Regions from separate parts of the Homo sapiens genome. Here all the other regions are linked to region 1. A link is a contact called in ENCODE Hi-C or POLR2A ChIA-PET data. All regions are on one chromosome and are shown on one strand. Each heading gives the region's core, a stretch centred on a gene start or an enhancer-like site at or near the end of the contact. The rest is flanking DNA. Distances are from core to core; before and after follow the strand shown. Region 1 has its middle 63 kb from the start of LINC01712. Region 2 holds the start of BCL10 (BCL10 immune signaling adaptor). Region 3 holds the start of SYDE2 (synapse defective Rho GTPase homolog 2). Region 4 holds the start of MCOLN2 (mucolipin TRP cation channel 2). Region 5 overlaps LPAR3 (lysophosphatidic acid receptor 3). Region 6 overlaps LINC01461 (long intergenic non-protein coding RNA 1461).

Region 1 (3,143 bases), core at 296-2,795:
AAACTTTACTAAATTTATAGTCACCACTCAGAGAGTGCAAGTGCTCTAACAGAGAAATGTGTTCTTTTCTATGAGATGTGGATTGCTTAAAATCTAGTTGAGCTAGAGCCTAGTTCCAAAAGAATTTGTTCCAAAAGCAACCAGGCATTTTTCAAGTCTATGCAGATTCCCTTTATGTATATATGGTTGGTGGAGGGGCAGTGTAAATATGGGGAGTGGTGATGATGAGCATACTGAATCTCTATACTCATCCCATCCCACTAATGCTTTGAACCCATTAATGTGTTAAATTTGAGCCTCAAAATGACCTACTGAGACAGTAGCTTTCTTGGATGAGATATGAAACATTCTTTGCCTGCTTTGATCATTGAAGATAGTCTTTTCAGAATCTGAAAAATTCATTCAGTTTATCTTATAAGATACATCTCTTAGGGGTAGCTTTGCCAATGATGAAATAATAGCATCATCCCTGTTGTGGGTTGGGGACATTTAGTCTTGCTTGTATCAAGGGAGGCATACATGGAAGATTTAGCAGCTATAACAAGAACCTTCTTGCCAACTGGGCATTTAGGAGAATATGGCCTGCAATTGAGCCAGAGGGACAGTGTTACCATGCTGAGTGTTTTACTATGATTTATGCATCTGTCTCCTCTCTGTCTCTCTCTCTCTCTTTTTTTTTTATGACTTCCCAAAAACTCAGGTTTTGTTCCAGTGTGTTCACTTTTTGGGAAATGTAGATAAGATTAAATTTCTTAGGCCCAGCTTCATGCAGGATGGATAGAATTCTGACTTGAGCTTTGCTGCAGCATTTATCCTTTGTACATGAGCTTAGGTGCCCTTAAGCATTTGGTACACTTAAAGTAAATCAAACAACAAGTAAATAATTTGAGCTCATCTGCCTGTTACTCAGACTCTTCAATAGGAAGTCCATGTTTTTTAACGTAAAAGCATTAGTGTTCAATGTTTAAATCTTTTGTGATATGTGTCTCCATGGCCTCAGAAACAGGATTTGAGGAGATTATGGAGGTCATGTGGTTTCCTTGATGTCTTCGGAGTGCCAAGGAAGAGAAAGGGAATCAGGATATTACTTTCCACGGTGTGGAACAAATTACATTTTTGTGCAACATTTTTATGAATTTTAATTCGAAAGTTATCTGCAAATCTAGCTTACCTCTTATAAACACGTTTTCAGAAGATAATTACTATTAGTAAGACTGCTGCAAAATACCAAGCAGAATCAGGAAGACAGGTATCTGACTTCAAAGCTATTCTTACTCCTCACTTCCCTTCCCCGAACTCTCAACTCCACCCAAAAGCAAGTCTCTTTTTAAACTCTGAGATTTCGTGCAAGTCTGGAGTCTGGCTCTGACCACAAGGCAGGAAATAGCTCATATGCAGCATCCAGAGAAGAAAGTTACAAGACAAAAAAAAAAGAAAGCCCACACATGCACACACACATTTCTTTTTTATCTGATACTTTACAAAGTTTATTTGGAAGAAAGGTTGAATTGCGCTTTTTGTTTGTTTTGTTTTAAAACTGCCTGTTCCCAAATGGCTGATGAGCATTGAGTTGAGATGAGGACAAGTTGGCTGTTAGCCTGAAGGCTCTTCCTTGTTGCACCCAAAGGGAATTGTAGAAAGATTTGGAATTCTTCAGATCTTTAGCTTAGAGACCATGGGTGGAGCCTACTTGCACAGCATTCAGCTGATGGTTGCTAATTAAATGCTTGCCCAGTAACTTCAACTGGCCAGACTATTTCACAGGAGAGGAAAAACACCCCATGAGGTAACTGCCAGGGAAAGAGGGATGTCTGGCAAAGCTTGCTAGAAACCAGAGGTGCTAGCTTGGAGTGTATTTCTCTCTGAAGAATAAGTGGTAGCCAACCTGGAATCTGGGTCAAATAAAGCATACTTTAAGTCCACCCATAGGAAAAGGACAGAATTGAGAGGAAAAAAGCTAAAATAGTTCTATTAAATTAACGAACGACAATTAAGTAAATAAAGTCAAACAGTTGTGATTTCTAACTTCATAGTTAACAGAAGTTTTCAAACCGATAAATTTAACTCCATTCTAGTTTAGATTGAGGTATGCATAAACACCACTTCTAATCCTTCCACAGTCTGGGACCTTGGCTGGGTCAGTTTCTATTTACACTGGAGTAATTATTAATAGCACCCTCTTCTACTCCCAAAAGAGTCCAAGTTTGGATGATAAATTTTATGTTCATGCTTTCCATGACCAATGCCTTGCAAGACTTCAGATGGTTTCTAGTGATATATTATAATGTGATAATTAGGGAGTCACTGACAAGCCTAGTAAGGCTAATTGTATCAAAACTTCTTAAAAACACAACCAGAGTGAAGAATCCAACAGTGCTTCAGCAATTAGTTGTAGTTAAGTACAAACCCAAAACAAATTAACTCTGTCATGAGATGCCAAAACAAGTTAATAAGTTATCTTAAATTGCACAAACTGAATTCTAATGTCCAGAGCCAAGGAACATATTGCTATCTCTTTTCGTGTTTCTGAATTGTGCCTCAAGAATAGTATTTCTTGCTAAGCATACGTTGCAAGAAGCACTAATAAACTGAAGCACGTGCAGAAAAACAACCACAAGGATGGAAACATTTTAGGAAACTATGGCCTAAGTGGTATAGTTGAAAGAGCTAACAAATGGTGCCCAAAAGGTAAGAAGGCTATCAAGTCCTGCTAGATGTCTTCAAATACTTAAACATCTGTTATATGAAGGAGAGAGCTGATTTATTCTGTAGATCTTCAGGTTAGATAATATGTTAAAGGTAAGCAAAAAAAAATCTATTCCGTACAAGGGAAAACTTTCTTACTAATAAAACCTTCCAAAAATGGAATGAAATATCTTTGGAGGCCATAAACATTGATAGAGGAGTTCAAGCACAAGCTAGATAATGTCTTGATAGGGATATACAATAAATTAATGTACCTCTTAGAAGCTAGAACTAAAGAATCCCAAACTCCTTTCAAATTCTGTATACTATCCTTCTAATGAAATGATGAGTAGGTAATTCAGAAAAATCTCTACCATGGCATTAATCACCATCACCATGTCTATATTTTGAAGAGTATTTGAATTGTTCACACTATCTCTAATTTATAGTAAATACAA
Region 2 (3,143 bases), core at 405-2,904, 1.8 Mb after region 1:
AGATCTTATTTCCTTCCACTTGTAATTTCTCAGTTCCTGTTTTATTAGCTGTAAAATGGGAATGGCAATTATCTTCTTTAGAGGTTGTTGCGAAGGTTAAGTGGGAACATTGTAAACTGTGTGACACAGCATCTGGAACATAGGAGGCCTAGCTCTTGGAAGTTCAAGGTTTTACTGGCACTCACCATGAATAAGACAACATTTATTCTACAGTAGTTATTTATGTTCCATTCTTATCTCAACTAGAATGTAAAGCAGGAAACTGATCTTCATTTTTTTGTATCCTTCCAGACCCAAGGCCAGTGCTTTCCATATAGCAAGTGCTCCATAAATCTCTGTTGAATGAGGAAACTAAGCACAACTCCCAGTCATATCCAGTTTCCTTCTGCTGGTGAGTCACACCAATTGTGAGTACAGTGTAATAAACCTTACAGGGAAGAGGAAGGGATTTGAAGTGGATGAACATTTAAAAAGTTGCCATCCTGTCCAGTTCATCAAAATGACTTTGTAAAAGTACTGCAGTGTTCAATAAGAACACGTTTCATGTTGAGTTTCTGTTTTTCATTTGACTTCAGATAAAGTATTTTAGTGATACTCATATAGGTCTCATCTGACAAAACAAGTAAACGCAAAGGAAAAAGAATGTCATATCTCAACAAAGCCATTCGTTACGAATAAATATGAAGGTTTATGTGGTTCTGCACCATCCGAGAAGAGCATAATTTAGCTACTGAATATTTTCGACGTTTACCTGTACATTAATTCTCAGCTACGTGTATTCACTCCCCCAACCCCAATTTAAATATGTGGGCGTCTGCTTACTAGGGGAATTCCAGGTTGTGCTTTCAGCTGTTGAGCTTCCTCAAGCCCCCTTATGCAAAAGAGCTTCACATTTTTGGTCCACTGCTTGGGATCCTTCACCTGGTACAGCCTTCGCTCTAGGCTGAGTGAGCAGCCTAGGCAGCCTGACTTAAGGATGAATCTGAGCCGCCAGTCCCTAACGAAGCATCTCCAAGAACCCAGTTGGGGGGAAAGCATGAGGAGATGGGTGAGGAGTGGGCAAGAATCAAAACACCACTTGGCAACAAAGCCCAAGCTCTGCGTTTAGCGATGTAAAACCTGGATTGACAGATCACTGGAGGATCACTGCCACCAAGGTCCCTCGGATGCAGGGCTCGCCACAGTCCTCCTGTGCTAGGACTTTCCGCTCCTCCGACCTGGAGGATCCTCCTTGTCCTCGGACTCCAGGCTTCCGCTTTCGTCTCCCGCTGGGCTGCAGCCCGCCCCCGCCCGCCCTGGGCACAGCTGCGTTACTCACGTCCTTCTTCACTTCAGTGAGGTCCTCCTCGGTGAGGGACGGTGCGGTGGGCTCCATGGTGGAGGCGGGAGATGGCGCTTCTTCCGGGTCCGGGAGCTCGGGCTGCGCCGCCCCGCCCTGGCTGGGGGCTTCGGCCTCCGGGTAATGGGGAAGAAGGAGAGGAGGCGGAGCGGGTCGGGAGAAAGACGGCCGCCCCTTCGGGAACAGAGGGACTCGGGGGTCAAACCGTAGCGCTTCCGGCCCCGCCTCTGAGGTCGACGGCGACGCGAATCTACGCGACGCGACGCGGAGCTCGGAGCAGCGTTCCTTCCCTCTCGTAGAGGCTCAGGCGCAGGCACCGCCCCACGGCGAGGCGCGTCGCTTAGCAGAGCCCGCCCTGTCTCTGCGGCAGCCTATCGACGCCAGCCCGCGGGCCGATCCTGTTCCCGCCCCCGACCGGAGCCTTTCGGGTGGCTCCGCCCACAGCGGGCGTTTCCTCAAGCCACGCCTGCGCAGGTCGTCGGTAAGTGGCCCGGGTTAGCTTCCTCATAAGGCATCGTTTCCGTGGGTGGGGTCCGTCAGTGCCCAGGCAGCTGGCACTCTCAGCCTTTGCTGCCTGCTCACTTCGGGGGAGTCCGGTCTGGGCTTGTCAGTACCTTGGGTTCCTCCCCTTTTCCCAGACCCTGCCCTACAATTTCCTGTTGTTACGTTTGCCAGTTACTGTTTTGGTCACACACAAACGCACTCATACACACATACACATGCATACACACAAACAGCCTAACTACAATACTAAACAAATTTTTGAAAGAAAAAAAGAAACCACCTACAATCCCACCACTTTAACACCTCATTTAACGTTTGCATACTTTTTGGTCACTGTTCATTATAAACATAGCTTTTCCTCATTAGTTAATCTGTGTAATGGAGATAGATATGCTTACCTTTTAGGGCTGCCGGGATCATATGTAAAGTTCTTAAAGGTAGTTGGGCACACAGTATGCACTCAACTGATTATTTATTTATTTATTGAGACAGGATCTCACTCTGTCGCCCAGGCTGGAGTGCAGTGGTGCGATTCTCGGCTCACTGCAGCTTCCACCTCCAGGGCTCAGGCGATCCTTCCACCTCAGCCACCAAGCAGCTGGGAGTCCAGCTAGTTTTTTTGTATTTTTTATAGAGATGGAGTTTCGCCATGTTGCCCAGGCTGGTCTCAAACTCCTGGGCTCAAGCCATCCACCCGCCTCGGCTTCCCAAAGTGCAGGGACTACAGGCATGAGCCACCCAGCTCATCCTACTCAAACATTTATTGAGTCCTTACTAATATGTTCTAGGCAACTTATACTATGAGTCCTCCATTTTATAGGGGGAGACTGATGAAGAGACGACTATCCCCAGACCGTATTTTAACTACTATGGCGCTGTGTAAGAAGCAACCTGAGAAGTGTGGATGAAAAGCTACAGGTAGAGCCCTGGGCCCAAGACGGTGGCTTGGACAACATGCTAAATAAACTATAAACTAGATGGTATTTGAAGCTACGAGAGTAGATAAAAATGACAGGAGGACCAAGGAGAAACTTGGGAACGCCAATGTTTAAGAAACGGGAAAGCAAAAAAAAAAAAAAACACACACAAAAAAACAATGTAACCAGAGCCACAAAAACCAGAATCACAGCAAGGGATTCTGATGTTTACATTATGTCCTGTTTCCATGTTGACACATTACACAAGGACAGTTTTTTTCTAATTGCTTAATTTTTCATCATCTTCCATCCGATTTACTGAACCATCCTTAACTTTAGGATGAATCCTTTCATTTAACAAATGTGTTTTGAATGTCCACTAT
Region 3 (3,143 bases), core at 352-2,851, 1.7 Mb after region 1:
AGTTAAAAATCATGCACATACAAAATAGGGAGCTTAATCCTATTATAAGGATCAATATACTTTTTAAAAAACTAATTTACTTCTCTTATAAATAGGATTTAAGTTTGCAAATGACTGCTTTAAAAACAAAACTACCTGAGGAACATTTTTCTTTTGATTAAAATGTTAGTGTCCTTGATTTTTCACAATAAAAAGATTACTTTGTTGAGGTTTCTTTGTCGGGGGGAGGCAGGTGGAGAGATGGTGTATGTGAAATACTACCTGACTAAAAAATTCTACTTATGGTAGGGTTTTTTTTGTTTGATTTGTTTGGGTTTTTGGTTGTGTGTATGTATGCATGTGTGTGCGTGCCTGGGAGAGGCAAAAAAAAAAAGTTGTAATGAGTAAAATGACAGTTTATGAAGCCTATAAAATCTACCTTGAATCAAATTCAAATTTACAAACTCCACAAAAGTCTACGGATTTGCCTAGAGCTACAAAGAATAAAAATCAAGACAGTGCCGCCCATCTGTAAACCTACTAAAAGTGTGTTATACTTAACCTTTACTCCTTTAGGTAATACTTAGGGAATAGACACACTGGTTTTTCGAGAAGAAATCACAACCTCAATTCTTCATGCCATTGTCTGATTAAAAAGAAAAAAAAAAGCAAAACGAGTAAATGCATTACATTAAGTAACCCCGAAATTACTTTAAGCTGCCACTTACATGACACTTACTTTCGCCCGGTAACGTACCTGTCGCAAAAACATAACTTTTTCTTGGCTCTTAAGACAGAAGCCCAGTCGGTAAACAGTAAGGCTCGCGGTGCTAGCATTTTCATCGCAAAGTATCCTACCTGTCAGCGTAATTCTTTGGTCTGGAGGCACCGACAGGACACGGTTTTCACGCACTTTCAAAGCGCCCACATTTGGGGAGGCTGCCTGCGTTCCTGTGACTTTGGGAGCCGTCCCACGGGCACGACCCTTCATTCCCAGGGACAGCAGACGCCCTTTGTACATCCACTTCTGCAGCTTCTTGACTGTCACTGCCGGCGGCCTGAGGAAGGAGGGGCCTTCCTGGCGGTCTCCTTTGCCACTGCGTATCACAGAGGACCCCGCTGGATCCCTGAAAGGGCTTCCCGAGGAGCAGCCGTGGTCCTTGCAGCCTGGAGGCTGGAGGCCGGTGGGTGCAGCCGCCCGGGCGCGGTCCCCACTCCAGCCGTCCATCCTGCCTCCACGTGGCGGGGGCTCGTCCCAGTCCCGGTGCGCGCCGCACCTGATCCAGCTGTCGCTCGGCCACCGCTGGAAGGGAGGCGGCTTGGCACCCACCCGGAGGCTCTCGAGGCTTCTGCTGCAGGACGGCCGCATCCGAGGAGTCCGCAGCTGGCCTCCCCGCGGCTCCCTCTGAGGCGACCGGGGCGGGGACACCTGCTGCCGAGGGCGTCCGCCGCCTCCCCGCTCCCCGTCCCGGGGGCAGGCTCGGCGGTACGCGGCGCCGCGGGAAGGCGGCTGGCCCGGAGCCCGGGCTCCCGCGGGGAAGCTGTGATCCGCCAAGCCCCTGCCGCCCCGCCGCGCGCCCGAGTCAGGGGGCAGGTCGTGCATGGCCTGGATCAGCAGATAATAGGCCTCTCGCAACTGGGTCCGCAGCCTGCCTGTCTCCAGGCGGCCGCCCTCCGCCCCCAGGGAGGAGCCCGCCGCTGGGGGAGGCGGGGGACGCCGTTCCGCCTCCGCCCCCTCAGGCTCGGGCGCAGACTGCGAGCCGCCGGGCAGGTTTTCGTAGTAGTCGGCGTCGTAGTCGTCTTCGTCCTTGTCGTCTTCCTCCTCCTCTCCGCTGTCCTCGGAGCCCTCCGGGGAGTGCGGAGGGGCGTGAGCGAGCCCATGGCTCTGGGGGGCGGCCTCCTGCCCGCCGCGCGGCCGAGGCCCGAGCGCCCCCAACTGCTCCGGGTGCCCTCCGGGGACCCGCGCCCCGGGACCCCACGCCTCAGGTGACGGCGAGGGCTGCTGTAGGCTCCGCCCGTGTCCCCCGGCGTGCTCACGTGGGAGGGTGTCTGCGGCACCCCAGGCGTCTCCCGCGGCTGCCGAAGAGGCCGCCACCGCAGCTGCGGCTGCCGCCCGGAGCCCTAGCCCCCCGGTGCCGCGGGGACCCCGCCTTCCCCGGAGCCTGGACAGCGTCCTCCTCAGAGGGTCCGCCATCCCCTCTGCCTTAGCCGCGAGGCTCACCCCCGCCAGGGGGAGAGGTCGGAGCCCCGCTGGGGAGAAAACCGCGCTCGCGGAGGCGGAGGCGGAGGCGGCGGCGGCTCCCCATGACCGGCGCTGGCCCTCGCCGGCTCCTCACATACTTGGCATAACTCTGCCGCGGGAAGGCGTGGGGGAGGGCGGTGGCGCCGCAACGCGCATGCCCCGGAGCCCCGGGCCGCGACGGGGCGCGCGGGCCGGGGGCGGCAGAGGTGGGTTCTCGGGGTGGGCGAGTGGTGCAGGTGGAGGCGGAGGGCGCGGGCCGGTAGGTTGAGTAGTAGGTCGGCTGAAGCTGACCGACGGAAGCAGGGGTGGGCGCACAGAGCGCGAAGGGTGCGGGGAGAGTTGAGGCAGGGGAAAGAAGAACGAGCAGGAACGTGAGTTTGGGCTGGTGGCTGCAAAGTTTTGGTTAGGGAGCCCGAGAAAGGGAAAGTGCCCTCCTGGCTGTCACCCCAGCACCTTCACCGCCACCGCTGCACGAGGTGTGTCTTAGGCACAGCAAGTCCTAGCTTGAGAGAAAACAAAGATTGTTTTGACGGACAAAGTACGAGTGCAGGTGTATCTCGGTGCATGTGTTCTAGAAATGTATCAATCATTTTAATCGCCCAGAGAGCTAGCTAGCTAAAAGAAATTTGCAGCGATTCCTTTTCTATAAGAGTTCTTTTATCAAAAACAAAACAAAACCCACCCACCGATGTCTCTTTTAAGTCTGTTTTTCCTTCTTTATTTCAGTTAATGCATGCTAACAAAATTATTACATCAGCCAAAACTTGTAAAATGGAGCCACAAATATTATGTCCCTCATCACCCTACCTACAAGATTATCATACAGGTTTGCAGCTTTCTAATATAAAAAAGTTAACACTTCATTTTAATTTAAATAGTGAGTTGAGAAGCAATTGAATTGAAGTTGAGACACAGTGTAATC
Region 4 (3,143 bases), core at 450-2,949, 1.5 Mb after region 1:
ATGAACCCCTTAACATGTGACACAAGAGCTCACTAAAGAGTGATTTAATTCTTCAGAACTGACACACGGAACTTAGACCCTAGGCCTTAAAGAAAACAGCCCAGCTTCAGGAAAGTCCACTTTTACTTTTACAGCCAGAAGAGTTTTCTTTGGCCACTACTTTTACTTTGAAAGCTATAGTCACAAGAAGCCATCTCTTTTTCCGCCGGTTTTAAAATTGTCTTGTTCTAGGTTTCACTTCACTGACAGAGACATAGCCAAAGAGATCAGCTTGTGAATATGATCATTCTTGACTTTCAGTTCTGTATTTCGTGCCCCTTTGCTCAAACTATGTCTCTCAGTTCTTCTCACTTGCTTCATTAAAATATTTTATATCTATTACTCTATTTTTTTAAAAAAAAACACTTTTGATATGTTCCTCCTTCACAGAAAAGAATGTGGCTACCTCAAACACTTTATTAGGATTCACTCATTTTTTATTACAGGAGGTTAAATAAAATTGGTATTATGATGGCCTCTGTATGGAAAATGTGTCGTTTTTAGAGTTCCGGCCACAGAAACTGACCTATGAACGGTTTTCTAAAGGAGAAGGGTGTGCCTGTGGAAAGTTCACGGCAACGGGAGTTTGACTCCTCTTAAGGTATGAAGAGGAAGACAGGCTAAAGTCTCAAGAAACTTCTGACTCAATAGGGGAAAGCTATCAAATTTCCCAAAAGTTGTGCGATTTTGGTTAGCACATCACAAAGGTGATGAGCAGCTCCTGAGAGTGAAACCCACATCCCATTTCTGGGGAGAACTACGTAGTTGGTTCCCTCTACATAAAATATCAGAGTCTACATCCTGACACCCATAAGAAACCTCTCCCACCTTTCTCTTACTAACCTTTTCTTCCATTCTCAGTTTACAATGACACACAATTTTGTTTCCCACAAGTACCGTTCAACCAGAGACACACACACTTACACATACGTATATATTTCATATATATATATATATATATATATATATATATATATATGTTTGGAGAGCAGGAAACGGGGGAGCCAAGGTCTGTTTGTACTCACAACTTTGGCTCAACTGTGCTGGGGTGGCTGGAGGTTTGACCACGGAGGAGGGGCCCGCTGGCAGCGCCAACCGGCTGAACTGTGCGCCTTTTCATAAAGGCCGAGGAACTGGGGTTAGCCACACTACAACCCTCCCACCTGAGGGAAAGGCCTGTTTGTTCTGGAAGGCACAGCCTAGCCTTATTTAACTAACTGCAAGCAGTTAATATAAGCATTCCCAAGGCAGCAAGCAAGCTCTAGTCTACGAAAGTAAAGCCATCGACTTTAGGAAGATTTCTCCAGTCCAGCATCCTGAAAGATGAAGCCCAGACTCCTCACCTGACGGTTAACCTGAAAACACCTGATCCTCTCTCCGGAATCCTTGCCTGGGGAAAACGATAAGGCTGCCGGGCCATGCCTCCTCCTTCAAAACTTTCCAGGGCTCTCGGGATTCGGAACAGGAAACACCGTTCACGGCCGACTCATTTCGCCCTCGCCGTAACGCGTCCGCCGAAGTTGGAGCCCTGCAAAGCGGGGTTCCCTTCTCTTACCCTTTCTGCCGGCCGCGTGGTGCGCGCAGACCCCGGCCCGAGAGCAGGCGCCGCAGTCGTGGAGTGCGGCGGGCAGTTCTCGGGCGGCTGAAAGGCGGCTCTGTGTGCACCCTGCAGGATGCGGCGCGTGGCCAGGCGCTCCCGCCCCGCCCCCAAGGGGCTGCCCCGCCCCGCCCCGCCCCGCCGCCTCCTACCGGGGACCGGAGCTTCCCCAGTTGGGGTCCTAGGGGACTTATTCCACGCTTCAGCGGACCAGCCTCCCCGCGCTCCCGGAGAAGGGGGTCGGCGACGCGGAGGCGGGGTGGGGGCCGTAGGGGATGGAACCGAGGCGCGCGCGAGAAGAGCCGAGGAAGTAAGCAGTCCCAAAAGGGGGCGGCGGTGGGGCCCCCAGGGAGGCGTGGGGCACGCCAAGGGCGCCGTGGGGCACTGACCTGTGGTGCGGCCCCCAGGACAGGCCCGAGGCGCGGTTGCACACCGGCAGGTCCAGCACCTCCATGCCTCGAGGCATGGCGCGGCCAGGGAGCGGCAGGAGGACACCTAGCGTGGGACGGCTACACCTGTCTGGGCGCAGGCCCGCCGCCCTTGCACTCTCCACCCAAGTGCCCAACGCTGCGGTACGGCCCGCTTTGGCTCGGGGTGTCTGCCGGAGAAGCGCCTTACAGAGGGACCCGGGCGGTGGGCCCTGCGGCAAAGTGGCCCACGCACCCTCCACACCGCTCCCGGGCGGCCGCACCTGGCACTCCCGGCCCTCTGGGGTTCCTGCCTTTTTCGGGGGGGTGGTGGTGAGACCGGGTCTCACTCTGTCGCCTGACCTGCGATCACTGCTGACTGCAGTCTTGAACTCCTGGACCCAAGCGATTCTCCTGCCTCCGCCTCCCAAAGTGCTAGGATTACAGGTGTAAGCCGCTGCGCCTGGCCCCTTCTTTTCTTCACTCTCTCATGCATTCATTTCTTGTTTCCACATGCATTAATTTGTCCGTTGCTTTGGTCATTCCTGTTTTGATGCTTAGGGAAACACTCACTGAGAGCCAAGCCGACCGTTGGGTACTGTGGTCTCTGGGATGACAAAGACATGGTCCTTTCCCTTGAGGACTTCACATTAAACTGACAAGTTCATTCATTCTGGCTTTTCTCTAAAGTGCACGATCATGAAAGTCTGTGACAAGGGCCATATTTCTGAGATGTTAGAAAGTGCGACCGGCGCGCAAGGAATAGGAAAAGCGAGTTGCCCTGCGCCCGCGTCGGGATGAAAGGCAGGGAGCCGGGAGGGAGCGTCAGCGTGGCCCGGCGGGCGCGGAGGGAGGGCGCACGGCCCCAGGGCTGGACTCGTAACCCCAGCGCCCTGCTGCAGCCGCCGTTGCTTTTCCCTCTTGGTGCACGAAAGGAAGACGCCTGTGGGAAATCGAACAGACAATCGGTCGCCGTTCGTGAATCTTAGAGATGAGAGTCGTCAGTACATGACCAAAAGCCGTGTTCGGCTCCTAGTGATGTTAGCTTGGTAGTTTGGACGTGGCCGACAGCCTCCTAGAGCTCGTACCCCTCCTTTTCA
Region 5 (3,143 bases), core at 332-2,831, 1.3 Mb after region 1:
AAGTATTAAGAAAAGAAAATAAACAAGAGTAAAAAAATCAGCGGGGCACACTGGCTCGTGCCTATAATCCCAGTACTTTGGGAGACTGAGGCAGAAGGATCGCTTGAGCTCAGGAGTTTGAGACCAGCCTGGGCAACATAGGGAGACCCCATCTCTAAATAAGAAAAGAAAAGAAAAAAAAAAAAAAACCAAGAACAAAAGTCTGGTAGTGAAGGGAGGGAGAGACAGAGCAGTAGTTAGAAGGGGAGTTAAGGTCAGGGCTTACATTTTTGAACGATCAAGCTCATAGGAAAGCAAGAATAAGGACAAGAGTAGGCTCGTGGATCCCCCAGCTCCTGGCTGGAAGGAATGAGCCCTAGTGAAAAGCTAGGATGGTAAGGATGTGACCTGTGCAGGTGGACTCAGATATGAAGGAAGGGAAATTAAGGGAGTTCATGCCAGATGAAGAAAGCAAAGATTGGGAGGTCAGCTGGGGAATGAGACAGGGCAAAGCTCAAAGACCTTGGGGAAAGTGGCAAGGCTTGATTAAGTGTTGCTCTTGCCTGACCCTGCCTCTGAATTTTAGTTCCCATGATGGATCCCTCTTCCTGCTTCTTCTCTCTCTGCCTCCTGCCAGATTTCCATAAGCTCACGCCCCACTGGCCTGCTTCTCTTCTCCTCCCCTGCAGCCCCGATGGGCCTTCTAGCTGCTGCTGACAAATGTGCCTTCCTACAACATCTACCATGATGGACCAGCTCTGCCTCTCTCTGGCATCTGAGCTACCTCCCATCCCCAGATCCTGGGGACTCTCCTATTGTCTCCTAAGTGATCTCTCCCTCTCCAACCCACCTCTCATCTTTCTAAAACCCTGCTTTGCATTTTGCAACTCCCACCTTCTCAACACTCAAGATCCTACATGGGCTCTTTCTTGCCAGATGAGGCAGTTCAGCTGTGGGCTGAAGACTGGCCACAGGCCTATTTAATTGGGCCTGCATGGTCTTTTAACAAAAAATGAAACTGATTGTCTTTACACAGGGCATGATCTGTCTAGTTAGCCACAGGCACCACCCCTCCCTATTTCCTTATATCCACTCCAGACCCAATTCATATACCCATGTTATCTGCCTAGTCTCTCTTAGATATCTGACAATGAAGTCCACAGGACCCTAGGATCCAAGGCCTTCCAGTCTCTGGCTCCCTTATGTCTCTCAAACCAGATTGTCATTACTATTCAAACTCCTTATTCCAGAAATCAGTCTGCCCAGTCTCCCCTTTCTACCCACGGCCCTGGCATGGCCTCCCTAGACATATGTATACCTGTCTCCCACCCTGCCTTTCCTCCTATCTGCAATGCCTTCCCCTTTCCTCTCCACCTGTTACACTGAAATCAGGCTTATATTCTACCTTCTCAAAGAGGCCTCCATGGACCATCCAAGCCCACAGCATTTTTTCAGCCTAGGCCCCCTCATTCAGCCCTTATGTATATTTCTTTGTGCCTTCAGTTATCTTTTTTGAGTACATTTCTCATTTCCTCAAATAAGCCTGGAAATAGGGTTCTCTATTAGTCACACACAGGAAAAGCCACACAGAACAGGTCTGCCTCCATGTCATCTATCTCTCATGTGACACAACCGTTGACTCATAAATCTTGGTCATTTCCTGACAACCATAAACCACTAGAGCAAGCACAGATTCACAGTGCCTTCAGGGTAGAGGCCATGTCTCATAGTTAGTACACTGCCTAAAACCTAGCAAGGTAGTCAATAAATGTTTATGATGAGAAAATATAAAATGCAGAAAAAAACATAAAGAATAAAATAGGTTCACCACTGAGCAGTAAATTCTCTGACTTGATGAAAACAACGCCTGTTGTGATTCACTGTCACTCAGGCATCCAAGGACAGGTATATTTTGCCAAGGCAAGAAGTTGGGACCCACTAGAAGAAGCAGGAACTAGAAGGTCCAGAGCTGCAGCCACAATGCTGCAGTAATTTACAAAGTGAACTTGGTCAAATCTCTCAACAGTATTGATTCTTTGAGGTAATGGGATCTTTCCGCCACATACTCTGCAGAGTTAACAACAATCTGGTGGTGAGGGAGAGCAGGTGGCTGGGCTGGAGGGACAACTGTCAGTGCAGGAGGGAAGATGACTCCTGCCAATAACTCTTGGTTCCCTTACCCCTTATCCCAGCTTCTGTGTTGATCCCTAGGTCCACGACAGGGCATAATTCCAGCAAACACCCTTTACTCCCAGTTCCCACCCAACATGTTTGCCATAGATACACAATGAACATAGTAGTCCCCAGCTGAAATTTTCGAAGTACAATGTTAACATGGAATTTGATAAAATTCTACCATTGGCCAGCACACACCATACTATTCCAGATGTTGAATTAGCCCAGTGATATGACGCCTGAGTCACAGACGATGACCACATTTCTCCTTTGGCAGAAATCAAAGCCCTAAGAGAGGGTGTTCCTGAGTTCTGGAACATGAAACCTTCCAGGAGGCTGGGTGTTGGCAGGAGGGTTGGATGTAGTTGGGTACTGGAACCTCTCCCTATACCTTCTTTTCAAAGAGGTCAAATTTGAGAAATGTTTCTCCACCTTGCACTCAGAAAATATTCAATAATTGTTTGTTTCAGCTTAAGAGGAAGGTTTCAGTTTTCTAAAAAGAAGAAAAGCCAGAAGTTCTGAAGAAGGGGGCATGAGAGGGGAATAAAAGAAGCTGAGTGCATTTGGTGTAATGGAACTGAAGGGGTCTGGACCAGAGGAAATGGAAGAAGTAAGAGGGCAGGGCAGTGGTTACATTGGAAACAAGAACACTGATTTGGGAAAAGCACTTCTAAACTGACTGCCAAGGGAGGTGTCTGAAACAGTGGCGTGGGGGGAAAAGAAAGAACCAAGAGCCAGACTTGAGGTAACAAATGGCTACATATGGCAGAGACAGAAGAAAGAAGACAGACTCCTGGAAATGTGGTGTTGGAAGAGGTGTCAAGATGGCATTTGAACAAGTGGGATGGAGTGCCATATGAGGGATTTTCTTTTTTAATTTGAAGCTGTCTTCCTTCCAGCATCAGACACTGAGGTCATCTCAGTCCCCACGTTCCCCGTCAGAACAGGAAGGGATGTGTCAAACAGCAGCGTAGGGGCAGCAACTGAGT
Region 6 (3,143 bases), core at 397-2,896, 1.1 Mb after region 1:
AAAGTGAAAGCCTAACACACAAAATCAATTTTAAGACAAAGGCTAGGACTTCTCAATTTAGAAGAGGAGATACTTGAATTTTTCTCACACATCATCCCTCACCAGGGCTCCTGAGTAGAACATCTCAGACAACGTAGGACATAATTTGAAAAGTACTGATCAAATCAGTACAGCACTGATTAAAGAGCAGGTATTGAGTGCCACGCCCATTGGGTGTTGATCCAGGGAAGAAGCTGGGAGCCCTAGTCTTGGAACCCACCTGAGGATAGCCTAGAATGTCGTTCATGTACATAGTCTTCAACCTTTTTTTGCAAGGGCTGAGGTCCCTGGTCTTGTTCACAATCATCCTGCTGTACTTTTGGTCTTCTTGGATGGCATATCTGGTGGGCAAACTCCAAAACTGCCAACTGCAAACAAGAGAGAGAACAATCCCTCTGTCATCTGGCCATCCTACCCCGCAGCTGAGGGGAGTGTCAGCGAACCTGGAGCACCTCCCGCAGTTCACAGACTAGTTATGTTTTCTTGATGGTCACATGCAGCATGTGGAGGATACTACAGAATATGTTGATGATGGTTTTCAACATCTTTTCAGAAGCATAAAATTTCCAGCCTTCCGTGGTATGTTTAAATTTCACAGGGTCAGAGAGGTGGGCTGCCATCATAGCGGTTTGGGGGCCAGAAACATTTATATTTATTAATTTGAGGAGATCAAATCTAGAAGCAAGATTATGGGAAATGCTAACATTTTTCAAACAAAAGCGTTCGAAAGAAAATATGAGAAAACATCCTTAGTGTTTGAGAATTGTTTTTTAGTTTACTCTAGCAGTCTGTTTATTCTTTCATCCTATAAATATGTAGCAAGTATCTGCCTTGTGTTAAGTCCTGTAATGTGCTAAACGTTGGGATCACTTTCAAAGAGCTGGATGAGGTTTCCATGATGTCATACCACCTTGAAGATTTTCCAGGCCATTTAAGGCCTTCACTTACTGTAATTTCTCCCCAATTCCCCTCCACTCCATTTCTGAAAAAATACAAGCCTTTGGGAAATCCACCAGACCTGGGCAGAAGCCTAATTACCCTTTTGGAGACTCCCCAGGGGCTCCAGTGGTCCTCATTGTTTTGATCTCAGCCTCCTGACCTGGTTTAGAAGCAAACCTGGAGTTGCATGGGGTAGCATTTTATCATCTGCAGGTAGAGATCTGGCTAGTTGCTTGCATATGAGAAAAAGAGAACTGAGAGAGCCAATTTCAAATTGAGTTGGCAGAAACCAGTGTGCAGGAAGAACTATTCTGGCAGTTTTTAAATGACTTCCAAAGTATTTTGCATTTGAGAGAGCAACTAAACTGGTAAAAGAAACACTTGGATTGCACGGAATTGACTCAAGTGTAAAATAATATGGCTAATTTTCTCTTTTGATTTGGGATGATTGATGGAGTTGTGTGGAGGAGTGTGGGCAGAGAGAGCGTCTTTCTCTCCTTTCCCTGCCCTCCCACCAGTTCCACCTTACAGGACCTCTCTGGGCTCCCTTTAGGAATGCTATATAGACTTAGCTCTCCCTGCAAACTTGGGGGCGAGTCTCCTCCAGTGTTAACTCTGAAAAATTCAGGAGAGCATGAGTGTTTTAAGACCACAGGCTTTCTGATGTGTGACTCAGATCTGTGTTTAAAAGAGTCCATAACCCTAGAAGATTCTGATCATGATGGAAGAAGAATTTGCACTGTTCTCACTGATTAGACATGGAAAATCATTAGTTTCGCTTCTAGGGAAGAATTTAAACAATTGACAAAGCTATAGATTTTGCAGTCACAGCAGGGAGAAAGTGGAGGAAAAACATTTAAACAAGCAAAATTATTGATAAGAAATGGGCCCCTGTCTGGTTTCTATAACTTAGTTCTTCTGACTCATAGATGTTATAAAAAGCATCCTGCCTGAGTCAGAAATTTATTTTGGAGATATTACAGCTGCTCCCTTCCTGTTGAAAGGCATTTGTGAAAAAACTGTATATGACTAAAGACTTATATCAGCATTAGAAATGGTCGAGGCTAGGTGTACCCGTTATACTAGCACTTTGGGAGACCAAGGTGGATCACCTGAGGCCAGGAGTTCAAGACCAGCATGGGCAACATGGCAAAACCTCGTCTCTACAAACAAACACCCCAAAAAAGAAAAATTAGCCAGGCATAGTAGCACACACCTGTAGTCTCAGCTGCTCAAGAGTGAGGTGAGAAATTCACTTGAGCCCGGGAGATCAAGGCTGCAGTGAGCCATGATGGTACCACTGGGCAACAGAGTAAGACCCTGTCAAAAAAAAAGGAAGGAAGGAAGGAAGGAAAGGGAAAAATGGTCCAGAAGAAAGGTGAAAGTACAAAACAGAAGTGTGGGCCCTCTGGCTATTATCAATACTCAGAAAACTGCCTGTTCAAGAATTAGGCCAATTCCTGTTATATATCCAAGAGCTTGAACTATAGTCAATGGATGTTCTATATTTGTTTAGAATGATTGGTTGAGTGAGGAATTTCTTAAGAATAAGATTTGTTTATGCTCCCAGGGCTTGACAAGCCCCATTTTCATCTCAGGTCTCTAAACAAATTTTAAATGTAGACATAAACAATGGACAATTCATTATAGTATGCTCCATTATAGTACTTGATACACAGGTAGATAAATCCTGTTCTAAGGAGCAGACAAACAGACGAGGAAAGTTAAAACATACAGCTCTAGGAATTGTACTTTACTTAAGCCTCAATTTAGACAAATTAGACTATGTTAGTTCAGTTAGGAACAATAATATATTCTCATCACATGTGAATCTTCTGTAAGCTGTTTTGAAATAGAAGGTTAATAAAAGCTTAGAGGCCTAAGCATTCAATTCTGTTCTGGGATTTTCAACACTTACTATTTTTACTGGAACCCTTCATATGGGGTTTTCTTAAGACATTTTGGTGGTAGTAGAGGTGGTGAAATTAAGGCAAAAAAGAAAAACAAGTTGCTATTTCATTATAGGGGTGGGGACAGAACAAGGCTGAAGGGGCAGGGACCAGGGGTGAGGAAATGGGGCAGACAATGACCACTCATTGAGAACATTTTGGTTAAAAAAATGCCAATAATAGCACACAAATGGAGTAGGTGGGTAGTGTGACTCG

Evidence for each region. A loop is a pair of places that touch in the nucleus more often than their neighbours do. ChIA-PET counts read pairs that join two places held with the same protein, here RNA polymerase II (POLR2A). Pooled maps may share reads with other maps.
Region 2: a pooled map shows a loop between it and region 1 (4-fold over the local background). The contact joins the promoter of BCL10 here to the enhancer-like site in region 1. A Hi-C loop is called at or near these places in 2 of 37 single-sample maps with no recorded cell type and 8 of 50 pooled maps.
Region 3: a map of CD8-positive, alpha-beta T cell shows a loop between it and region 1 (7-fold over the local background). The contact joins the promoter of SYDE2 here to the enhancer-like site in region 1. A Hi-C loop is called at or near these places in 2 of 168 maps with a recorded cell type or tissue (CD8-positive, alpha-beta T cell and naive thymus-derived CD4-positive, alpha-beta T cell) and 5 of 50 pooled maps. POLR2A ChIA-PET finds 5 or more read pairs at or near these places in 1 of 52 experiments (WTC11).
Region 4: a map with no recorded cell type shows a loop between it and region 1 (4-fold over the local background). The contact joins the promoter of MCOLN2 here to the enhancer-like site in region 1. A Hi-C loop is called at or near these places in 3 of 37 single-sample maps with no recorded cell type and 2 of 50 pooled maps.
Region 5: a pooled map shows a loop between it and region 1 (27-fold over the local background). The contact joins two enhancer-like sites. A Hi-C loop is called at or near these places in 4 of 37 single-sample maps with no recorded cell type and 10 of 50 pooled maps.
Region 6: a loop to region 1 is called in a map with no recorded cell type, with 3 times the contacts of the local background. The contact joins two enhancer-like sites. A Hi-C loop is called at or near these places in 2 of 37 single-sample maps with no recorded cell type and 2 of 50 pooled maps.

The regions. Positions count from the first base shown.
Region 1 is chr1:83,507,251-83,510,393 of GRCh38, forward strand. No RefSeq gene overlaps it. Among named protein-coding and RNA genes, the nearest start is that of LINC01712, 63 kb to the left of the region's middle. RefSeq lists an enhancer at 1,253-1,412. Within about 2 kb of position 1,546, at least 7 of the 41 ENCODE cell types and tissues checked have a DNase peak (open chromatin) inside an H3K27ac peak, as active enhancers do; they include CD8-positive, alpha-beta T cell, where a contact is called at or near this core.
Region 2 is chr1:85,274,978-85,278,120 of GRCh38, forward strand. It overlaps BCL10 (BCL10 immune signaling adaptor), which reads right to left and starts at 1,655. Exons shown (of 3, transcript NM_003921.5): 1 at 1,319-1,655. The coding sequence starts at 1,375. It overlaps BCL10-AS1 (BCL10 antisense RNA 1), which reads left to right and starts at 1,381. Exons shown (of 2, transcript NR_045484.1): 1 at 1,381-1,820; 2 at 2,664-3,111. RefSeq lists enhancers at 848-2,047, 1,253-1,955.
Region 3 is chr1:85,199,415-85,202,557 of GRCh38, forward strand. It overlaps SYDE2 (synapse defective Rho GTPase homolog 2), which reads right to left and starts at 1,602. Exons shown (of 7, transcript NM_032184.2): 1 at 838-1,602. The coding sequence starts at 1,582. LOC124904207 (a long non-coding RNA gene) reads right to left here and starts at 828. Exons shown (of 2, transcript XR_007066199.1): 1 at 737-828; 2 at 1-625. RefSeq lists an enhancer at 717-1,328 and a silencer at 1,341-2,490.
Region 4 is chr1:84,995,414-84,998,556 of GRCh38, forward strand. It overlaps MCOLN2 (mucolipin TRP cation channel 2), which reads right to left and starts at 1,700. Exons shown (of 14, transcript NM_153259.4): 1 at 1,383-1,700. The coding sequence starts at 1,459. RefSeq lists enhancers at 183-242, 2,563-3,143 and silencers at 1,043-1,092, 1,703-1,992.
Region 5 is chr1:84,852,935-84,856,077 of GRCh38, forward strand. All of the region lies in intron 2 of LPAR3 (lysophosphatidic acid receptor 3), which reads right to left. Among named protein-coding and RNA genes, the nearest start is that of LPAR3, 39 kb to the right of the region's middle. RefSeq lists an enhancer at 1,489-1,738. Within about 2 kb of position 1,582, at least 6 of the 41 ENCODE cell types and tissues checked have a DNase peak (open chromatin) inside an H3K27ac peak, as active enhancers do.
Region 6 is chr1:84,597,690-84,600,832 of GRCh38, forward strand. LINC01461 (long intergenic non-protein coding RNA 1461) reads right to left here. Exons shown (of 3, transcript NR_125761.1): 3 at 275-407. Among named protein-coding and RNA genes, the nearest start is that of LINC01461, 22 kb to the right of the region's middle. Within about 2 kb of position 1,647, at least 8 of the 41 ENCODE cell types and tissues checked have a DNase peak (open chromatin) inside an H3K27ac peak, as active enhancers do.